2 separate regions of the Homo sapiens genome follow, and region 1 is linked to region 2. Evidence: chromatin loops called from intact Hi-C (ENCODE). Cell type or tissue: IMR-90. All regions are shown on one strand.

Region 1 (5,000 bases), 58 kb after region 2:
ATGCAAATTTCTGCAGCCAGCTTGAATTTCTCCTCAGAAAATGGGTTTTTCTTTTCCATCACATTGTCAGGCTGCAAATTTTCTAAACTTTTATGCTCTGCTTCCCTTATGAAACTGAATGCCTTTACCAGAACCCAAGTCACCTTTTGAATGCTTTGCTGCTTGGAGATTTCTTCCACCAGATACCCTAAATCATTTTGCTGGAGTTCACAGTTCCACCGATCTCTAGGGCAGGGGCAAAATGCCGCCAGTATCTTTGCTAAAACATAACAAGAGTCACCTTTTATCCAGTTCCCAAAAAGTACCTCATCTCCTTCTGACATCACCTCAGTCTGCACCTTATTGTCCATATCGCTATCAGGCTTTTGGTCAAAGCTATTCAACAAGTCTCTAGGAAATTCCAAACTTTCCCACATTTTTCTGTCTTCTTCTGAGCCCTCCAAACTGTCCCAATCCCTGCCTGTTACCCAGTTCCAAAGTCAGTTCCACATTTTCGAGTGTATTTTCTAGGAATGCCCCACTCTACTGGTACCAATTACTGTATTAGTCTGTTTTTATGCTGCTGATAAAGGCATACTAATGTTGGACTTACATTTCCATGTGGTGGAGGAGGCCTCACAATCATGGTGGAAAGTGAAAGTCATGCCTCATGTGGTGGCACACAAGAGAAGAGAGCTTGTGCAGGAAAACTCCCTCTTACAATAACCATCAGATCTCAGGAGACTTACTATCATGAGAACAGCAATGGAAAGACCTGCCCCCATGATTCAATTACCTCCCACTGGGTGCCTTCCACAACACTTGGGAATTCAAGTTGAGATCTGGGTGGAGACATAGCCAAACTGTATCAGTCCACAACTGCATTTCATTAATTTGAATCTAACTAATCTAGACAGTAAGTTTCCATCCTATCCCCACATATGCTATAGAAATCTACTTCTAGGCAAAATTGTGAAGTAGCATTTGTTGTGAATTGTGAAGAGTCAGCATTTCTCACTGCTTTTGCAGATCCTGTACCTCATTTATTAGCTTTTCTTACTCTTGGCACAACTTAGAAGTGTCCTGAATCACATTCTCCAAAAGTTCCCAATATTCTTTGCCATGTTATTTCTACTTATGGGTAATGAAATGCCATAACATAGTTTAATGTAATGGTTATAAAAGTCCAAGGCTAAAAATGGTTAAGACATTAATGAAGTTAGGTTTTCAGGTAGTTTATATCTTGTTATGATTTAATTTATCATCCCAGGCTATACATACAGGGAGGTAAGGCCAATAAAGCATCTTATGTCATGCATGGGTTTCCATCACTCATCCAGTACACCAGTATAATTTTGGCAGTTAAATCAGCTAATTGGAAGACCATGCTCCTTCCAATACTATTTTAGTGTGTGACCAATTTGCCATGGTGAGCAGAAATCAAATCAAATACCAAATAGAAAAAGAAATTCTGTTTGGTGGAGTTAGACTAATTTTCCCAGAATCCAGGCTGAAGGTTGAGGACAAATGGGTGTAGGTTCACATCATTTGGTTTGTTATAATCTATGAAAAATCTTCCCCACCCCTAATAACAATTTCAATTTGTAATTACTACTATTTCAGGTTTGACTACAACTATGATGTAATGAGATTACTGTGTCAGTTGGATCTGATTTCAAAGAGATAATGCACTTTTTCCTTTCTGAGTGAGTTCATTTAAAATAATAGGTTCAAAACGGAAACAAAAACTGGCACAAATAAAGGCTTTTGAAAATGTGGCATTCCTTTAGTTTTCACTCAGACAGCATGGGGAATTGAAAGGGTCTCTGTGGACTGATGGTCTCTGTTTCACATCATCACAGATAATAATGGATCCTCAGGGAAGAGTCAAAAAATTCCTCTGTTGCTGATACGCATGTCTCCCTGGCTCAGAAGCAAAAAACAAACTCAGGCCAAAAAAAAAAGAGGCTTGTGCTGATTTCTTCACTTGTTCACTCATCTATATTGATCATCTTTACAATAAGGTGCCATGCTAGTAAATATATTTTAAAAATATAAGATGTACATAAGATGTATATACTATTAGAAGTATAGGATATGGATGTAATCTTTGTGGTTAAGAATGTGAACTCTGGGTAGACCGCTTGTCTCCATAGCCAGGCTCCATCAGCTGTTGACGTTGGGCAAGTTACCTGACTTCTCTGGACTCAGTTTCCTCTTTTCTCAGTTGTGATAATTTTAGTAATTAAGTAAAATAACACCTATAAAGCATTTGAAAATTGCCTTGAAAGACTAGGATTCAATAAACATTTGCTATGATGATGATGATGATTAAATGACTTACCACAAGGTGCCTCCAAATCACTAAACATCCCAGTCATAGACTTAATTCATTACAGGAGCTGCTAGACCTTAGGAAAACATTATTAAGATAGAAGCCCTGGCTGGGCATGGTGGCTCACACCTGTAATCCCAGCATTTTGGGAGGCTGAGGCGGGCGGATCATGAGGTCAGGAAATCAAGACCATCCTGGCTAATGTGGTGAAACCCAGTCTCTACTAAAAATACAAAAAATTAGCTAGGTGTGGTGGCAGGTACCTGTAGTCCCAGCTACTTGGGAGGCTGAGGCAGGAGAATCACTTGAACCCAGGAGGCAGAGGTTGCAGTGAGCCGAGATCGCGCCACTGCACTCCAGCCTGGGCGACAGAGTGAGACTCCATCTTAATAATAACAATAATAATAATAATAATAATAATAATAGTAATAAGCCCTGTTCTCAAGGTTCAAGGTGCTAACAATCTTGTGGGTGGTGCAGACATACTACACCAGTGTTCTGTGATTAGTGCGACACTAGATGAGTATATGCTGATTTATTGCCTATCTACTGCTGCATAACAAATTACTCCAAAAATTAGTGCTTAAAACAACAAATGCGTTATTTCACAGATTTTGCGAGCCAACAAACTGGGCTTGATGTAGTTTAGTGCCTCTGCCTCAAGCCCTTTCACAAGGTTGCAATCAAGTTGCTGGCTGGGACTGTGGTCATATCTGAAAGCTCCACTGAGTGATGAGTCATACTCAAGCTCATTTACAAGGTTGTTGGTAGGGTTAAGTTCCTCACATGCTGTTGAGCTGAGAATCTCAGTATCTTGCTGGCAGTTGGAGACCTCTCTCAGTTTCTTGTCATATAGGCATGTCCATAGGGAAACTCTCAACTGGCTTCCATCAGAGCAAGTGAAAAATAGCAAGAAAGGGCCAGCTGGCTAGAAGTCAGGCTTTTTAAAACCTGATCGAGACATGACATTGTATCACTTGTGCTATATGCTATCCATATGAAGTAAGTCCAAACAAACTCAAAGGAAGGGAATTACACATTGATGTGAATATCAGAAAGTGAGGATCATTGAAATCCATTTTAGATGCTGTCTAACACAAAGTACAGTGGTGAAACAAACAGCAGAGATAAAGACTTTAAAAGTAGACCAGCATGATCTGGGTTTTAAAGGATAAATAATTATTCACTGGAAAGGTATGGGGGAATGGCATTCTAGGTAGAGAGAAGAAAACATTTGCAGAAATATGTGAAAAAAACCCTGATAGGATCAGGTGTCATAGAAGAAGTTATATTGATGCCTTAATAGCTTCTAGGCGTACTAACATGCAAACTTCCCATAGCACCATAGAACAGAAAGGCTCATGGACAAAATTAAAATACTTGAATCATGTGATATAGTAAATCAAATTAAAACACAGAACCAAAGGGAAAGATACGGGGAAAGCTACATTTATGATAGGGTGCAACCTGGTATAAGAACCTCAGCACCTGAATTCTGGGGTATGCAATGTTCATACATCTCTCTCTCTCTCTCTTTCTCTCACCTCAGACTTTCCCAATGATAGTGTGATTATGAGGACCAGAGTTGAGGTTCAAGAAACATAGCTCACAGAACATACTCTGGGCCAATGCGGTGTAGGGAAAGATGTAGTTTAAACCCAGCTGTGTCTTGGCAACAAATCCCCCAGCCATGAGTTTTACTTGTATTTATTGGGAAGAGCACATGCGGGGTCAGAATTGGTCCTTTAGGGTGTTGCTAATGGGTGGCCATGTTTGGGGGCATCATAGTTATCAATTGATGATTAAGACTTTGATCTTTCTATCTGTAAGTAACATTCTTGTTTGTGCAATCATATTTTTCTATTTAATTTTTTCTTTGGCATGTCACATGTTATTAATTTATTGTCTACATTGAACACATCATATGAATTCTGCCTTTGTTTCACAAGGTACTTGCTTACTCATTATCCATGCTTAATTATCCTATGAATTTTACCTATACCTCATAAGCTACAGGTTTACTTACTATCTAAGCTCAATATTTCTTATAGGTTTTATACAGTTTTTTATTTTTTTCTTGTCTTTTTAGCACAGTTGAATACAACATACACACATTACATTAGGGGACTTGAAGTGTTCTGGCGTAGCAGGAGCACAGGGGGCTTGTCAAGGAAGGGCAGGAAATAAATGTAGAAAGGTAGAGAAGGCTTTATATGGAAACATGGACTCTATCCTGCAGACAATGGAGAGTCACTGAAGGGTGCAAGCAGAAATAGAACTGTATTAGAAATATCACAATATACTTATATAAAATATTAAAATAAAAATCATGTATGATAAACTCCCAATGAATCATTCAAATAAGACAATGCATGCACTTCAACCTACTCAAAGTGATGTCCCTGGTGTCATTTATATAGGCTTCAGGGAAGTTGTAACATGTTTATTAGTCTGTGGAGGAAGGAAATGTCTTTGGCTGAGAGTAGAAACCATTAAAGCAGAAAGACATTAATACATGAATCTCTTACTCAGCTCCTACTGGTATATCCAGTAAGTCAAAGAACAAGATTACCCATTTGCATACCATAGAAAAAGTTTTCATGGATTTAGTAATTTGGATTTTTGTCTCTCTTCCAGTAATGAGAAAAGTTTAATGTTAGTTTTTAATTTGCAATTTAGCTCAGGC
Region 2 (5,000 bases):
TGAGCAATTCTTTATTTCTCTCTTGCTTATTCATATTGTATACTTTACCAAGTCTCATCTAGTTCACCTTTTACCTCTCCCTGGAATTCATCTACTTCTTTCCATTTCCACCTGGTCCAAGCTAGCATTATTTCTTCCTGGTCCATTCTGACAGTCTTCACAATGGTTTTCTTTAATTTATCGGAGTCAATCCATTTTCCATACCACAGCTAGAGTGATTTCTGAAAACACAAATCTTATCATATTAACTATCCTTCCCCTAGTTCAAAATCTTCAATGCTCCACTATTCTAGGATAAAGACAAAACTTCTACAAAATCTGGAGGGTCAGTCCTCTACAAGTTGAGTATCCCTTATTTGAATTGTTTGGAACCAGAAGTGTTTCAGATTTTGGAATTTTTCAGATTTTGGAATATTTTCATACATAATGAAATATCTAGGGGAGGGAACCCAAGCCTAAACACAAAATCCATTTGTGTTTCATATATACCATATACATACATGCTGGAGGTAATTTTATGCAATATTTTAAATCATTTTGTGCATAAAACAAAGTTGATATACATTGAACCATCAGAAAGCAAAGGTGTCACTATCTTAGCCACCAATGTGGGCAATTCGTGGTTTTTTGGCATCACCATCATTCCTGACTCTGAGTTTATATGCTGCAACAAGCAATCATTTTCTTATATTTATTCACACCTAAGTACTTAGTAGAAAATGGTGTACCATTAATACAATTAAAAATAATGTGTTCAGGGTAACTGAACAGCATGATAACATCACCAGAATACCTGCATCAGTTGATGAACAACAGCAACAAACAGGACAGCCTCCACCTACAATACCGTGTTTTGATTAAAAGGTTACTGTGTTTTTCTGTCAGGTGAGGAGAAATACAAGAAGAAAGCTAGGGACCAGGAAGTAGGTCTTTTAAGAAGGAGGAGGCATTCTGTTGGATGGCTTTTTAAAACGTTTTCTCCAGAGTCATTTGCCTCATTAACAATGATTTTTATGTTAGAAGTCTTTCTTTGATTTTTATAACTGATATGATTTCTTGTTCTATTATGAATGCATGCTAATCTAGTCCTTCAATAAGCCCATCACACATTTTTACCCTGTTGTCTGTAACACTTTTTCTGTAGTGTTAACATCATCTTCATTGTCATTATTATCACAGTCACCTTGATTTAGAACCATTTTGGCTATTTCACCATTGGTCAATGAATGAACAACTGAAGCCTCATAATTACGTTAAAAACTTCAATATCCACATTTTTCAGCTTATAATGGACTCTAAAAATATATATATTTGCAAATGTAAGCAAGTCAGACATCATTTTTTTTTCACTTGACATATGGGATCTTTCAAACTTAACACTTTGTTCATCAGCATTACTTAACATAATCATAGGCCAGAGATTGTGCCACGAAGGCAGAACTGTGTCTTTAGTTACTATGTTCCAAGGGTTGGCAACAGCATATACGGCATTCTTCATGCTACGTTGCTTTGAAAACCTTCTATACTCACACTTCTGTTCACTGCTGCAAGCATGCTGTTCAAGAAAGTGTTTTTATATTTGCTCTTCAATATAAAATAAGGATACCCTGGTCATGTGGCTGAATTAATGAAGTCACATTTGGGGGAAATACATGGCATAAACATTATTATTATTATTAATTATTATTATTATTATTATCTGTGAGATGGAGTTTTGCTGTCACCCAGGCAGCAGTGCAGTGGCGTGATCTCGACTCATTGCAATCTCTACCTCCTGGGTTGGAGCAAGTCTCATGCCTCAGGTTCCCAAGTAGCTGGGATTACAGTCGAGCTCCACCACACCTGGCTAATTTTTTTATGTTTAGTAGAGACAGGATTTTGCCATGTTGGCCAGGCTGGTCACGAACTCCTGACCTCGAGTGATCCACCCGCCTCAGCCTCCCAGAGTACTGGGATTACAGGAGTGAGTCACCGGCGCCCTGCCATAAACGTTATTTTTGATGAGAATTTCAGCTGGAGGTTGAGCAGAACAGTTGTCAAAGAATAACAAGATGTTACACTCATCCTCCAGTCCAGCTTCCCTGCAGTGAGCATGAGGCTGCTGGTACAAAATGTTTACAAAACCAATCAGAGAAGATGCCCCTGGTCATCCATGCCTTTTTGTAAAATAATGGACTAGTAAGAAATTCACTGTTTGAAAACAGCAAGGATGCAAACTTTCCAATCACAGCAAGTTTACACTTATACCTGCCTATAGCATTGGCACGGGCCAGCACAGTTATTTTGTCTTTGATTCTAAATTCCTGTAGGGACTTTCTTATCAGCTGAAGTCAGTGTCTTTCTGGGGCAATAATGCTGAAATAGTAATGTTTCATCAGCATTATAGACTTGTTCTGGCATCAGATTTTCATCAGCAATGATGTTGGCACATTCATCAATGAATTTCTCCACTGCTTCATGATTACCAGATGCCTTATTACCACAAATCTTGAAAATTAATGCCATGTCTTTTCTTAAATTTCTGCAATCAGCCTGTTGAATAGTCACAGTTTCTTTCAATCCAGGTTCATCATAATAGATACTTGATTGTTTCATGATCAGTATCCCATTAATTGGCATATGTTCACCTTCCATGCTGACAAATCGACTTTTTCAATACACAGTCAAGATCTTCATTTTTAGTTTTATGTAGAGTTTTCTATTTTTCATTAACTCCTATTCATCTCTTTTATCATAGAACTTCAACAGTTTCTTCTGTGTCTTCAGGTCATATGTGGTGGTCCTTCCAATGCCTTACTCTCCTGAAGGATGTTTCACACTTACAGTGCTGCCCAGTTTCTCCAACAGCTTGGCTTTCTGTGCTATAAACAAACAAATTCTTTCTCTTTTTCTTCTCACTGTTATTGATAGGGGTATCTGCAGGCCTTTTTTTTTTGCCATTTTCAACAATATCTTTATACCACAGAACAAAGAATAAGCAAAAAATACACAGTGAGTAATACATGTAGGTTTGTGGCCTCATGTGGGGCATTGTGGGAAAACTGCTGTTGGCATGTCTGGTCTGCACACATGCCATTTTATTATGCATTGTGGGTGTGCTTGTTTGGGGGAATCTGGGCATGTGCAGAAAAAATAAATCACAGCAGAAGGAGCTGGAAGGGTCTTTTTTTCCCTTTGGGATGCTGAATAAACTATTGTGTTCCTGTATTTCGACTATAACCAGTGACATGAGGTCCGGAGTAACATTTTCTACTTGTGGCATCATGTTGGTGCTTAAAAAGTTTCAGATTTTAGAGCATTTTGGATTTTGAATTTTTGGATTAGGAATGCTCAACTTATACCTACATTTCCAATTTCAACTCACACCATGGTCTTTTGTATCTTATTACTACAACCACATTAGATTTATTTTCATCCCTTATGCTTACCAAGATCCTTCCTACCACAGGGTCTTCAACTTGATGTTTTCCTTACCTGGAAGGCACTTTCAACTCCTCTTTGCCTAGTTAACTCTGTACTCATCCTTTAGATTTCTAAGCAATAGACACAATCTCAAAAAAACTCTCTTTACCTCCTTAGTCCAATTCTGCCAATTCACTATTTCATAGCAATTTTACCTTTATTGGTGTAAGTCTTTGACAAGTGCCTATCTCCTTTACTGCTTGAAAACTCCATTAGGGAGGATAGGGGCCCTCTTAACTTTTGCTCTCTGTTGTCATCTTAGCATAGTGCCAAGGGCCCACCCAGCCTATAAGTACTTGTTGAATGGATTAATGAAATAATTAACCTAACATTTCTGATTATTTGATGCCAATTCTAAAAACTATGTCTTCAAGAGAGAATATTCAATTGTTCAGGAAAGAGGGAAGACACATTAGACATAGATTTTAATAGTGTAGATAAATGCTTCGCCAGGCACTGAAAAACATTTTACAGACTGAGAGTTACGTAAAAGAATGCTGCCAGGCATAGTGGCTCACGGCTGTAATCCCAGCACTTTGGGAGGCTGAGGCAGGCGGATCACCTGAAGTCAGGAGTTTGAGACCAGCCTAGCCAACATGGTGAAACTCCGTCTCTACTAAAAATACAAAAATTAGCTGGGCGTGGTGGTGCACACCTGTAGTCCCAGCTACTTGGGAGGCTGAGGCATGAGAATCGCTTGAACCTGGGAGGCAGGGGTTAGAGTGAGCTGAGACTGTGCCACAGCACTCCAGCCTGGGGGATAGAGCAAGACTCTGTCAAAAACAAAAAACAAAAAACAAAAAAACACACACACAAAACAAAACAAAAAAATGTGCCAGTAACAGATTGGTTGGAGACACCCCACTGACACTTAAGATTTTTTTTAAAAAAATGTAAATCCAAGCATGAGTTATAGCGCTTGTGTTGATATTCATTGCTGAATGCAATAGGTGGTCATGTAAAAAAGATTCAGTAAGTTTGATTTTGTAACCTAGTTATACATGACTTTCTATATGTTTTGGTATTGTTTCCTCCAAACTAAAAACAATAACCTTTGAATATTCAGGTCATCAGGACATTTTCATTACAAAAGCAGAAACCCAGCTTCCAGTACTCTAACCATATAATATCATGATGGCACATGACAATATATGGTAAACCTGTTTAGGAATCTTTTTATACCCGAACACAGTTCCTTTCTCATATTCTACAACTAATTGTTGACTTGCCCCAGAGAAGACAGCAGGGAAGAATTTTGAAGTACACAGTATTGTGAACCCAACCATCAATTTCTCCATTAGCCAGGTCTAGCAGTATTCTGAGTTGCTCACCTTTGCTACCACTCTTTGACATATCATATCCAGAATTAGAAGACAGGGTTAATGATCCCTCAGTGAGCCTTCAAATTTCAGGTTCTCAGCCTTCAAATTCCATGATTATTCTCTGAGAAATTGCTTTCCTTTATTATGCTCTATACTATCAACCAAAGCACTTTAGTAATATAATCTAAAGCAACAGCCCCTAAGAAGCTGACAGTC

Evidence for each region. Hi-C counts contacts between places; a loop is a spot of excess contacts. Peaks named below come from ENCODE experiments on the same cell type or tissue, not always from the same donor. Only the 100,000 strongest peaks of a DNase experiment are listed, where the experiment ranks them.
Region 1: a loop joins it to region 2, with 14 times the contacts of the local background. A loop is called at or near these places in 1 of 110 quality-filtered maps.

The regions. Positions count from the first base shown.
Region 1 is chr4:47,285,983-47,290,982 of GRCh38, reverse strand. The region is part of intron 4 of GABRB1 (gamma-aminobutyric acid type A receptor subunit beta1); the gene reads right to left. Among named protein-coding and RNA genes, the nearest start is that of COMMD8, 180 kb to the left of the region's middle. In IMR-90, no CTCF peak of the experiment used is centred here; a DNase peak (open chromatin) is centred at 3,052.
Region 2 is chr4:47,343,983-47,348,982 of GRCh38, reverse strand. The region is part of intron 5 of GABRB1 (gamma-aminobutyric acid type A receptor subunit beta1); the gene reads right to left. Among named protein-coding and RNA genes, the nearest start is that of COMMD8, 120 kb to the left of the region's middle. In IMR-90, no CTCF peak of the experiment used is centred here; a DNase peak (open chromatin) is centred at 2,002.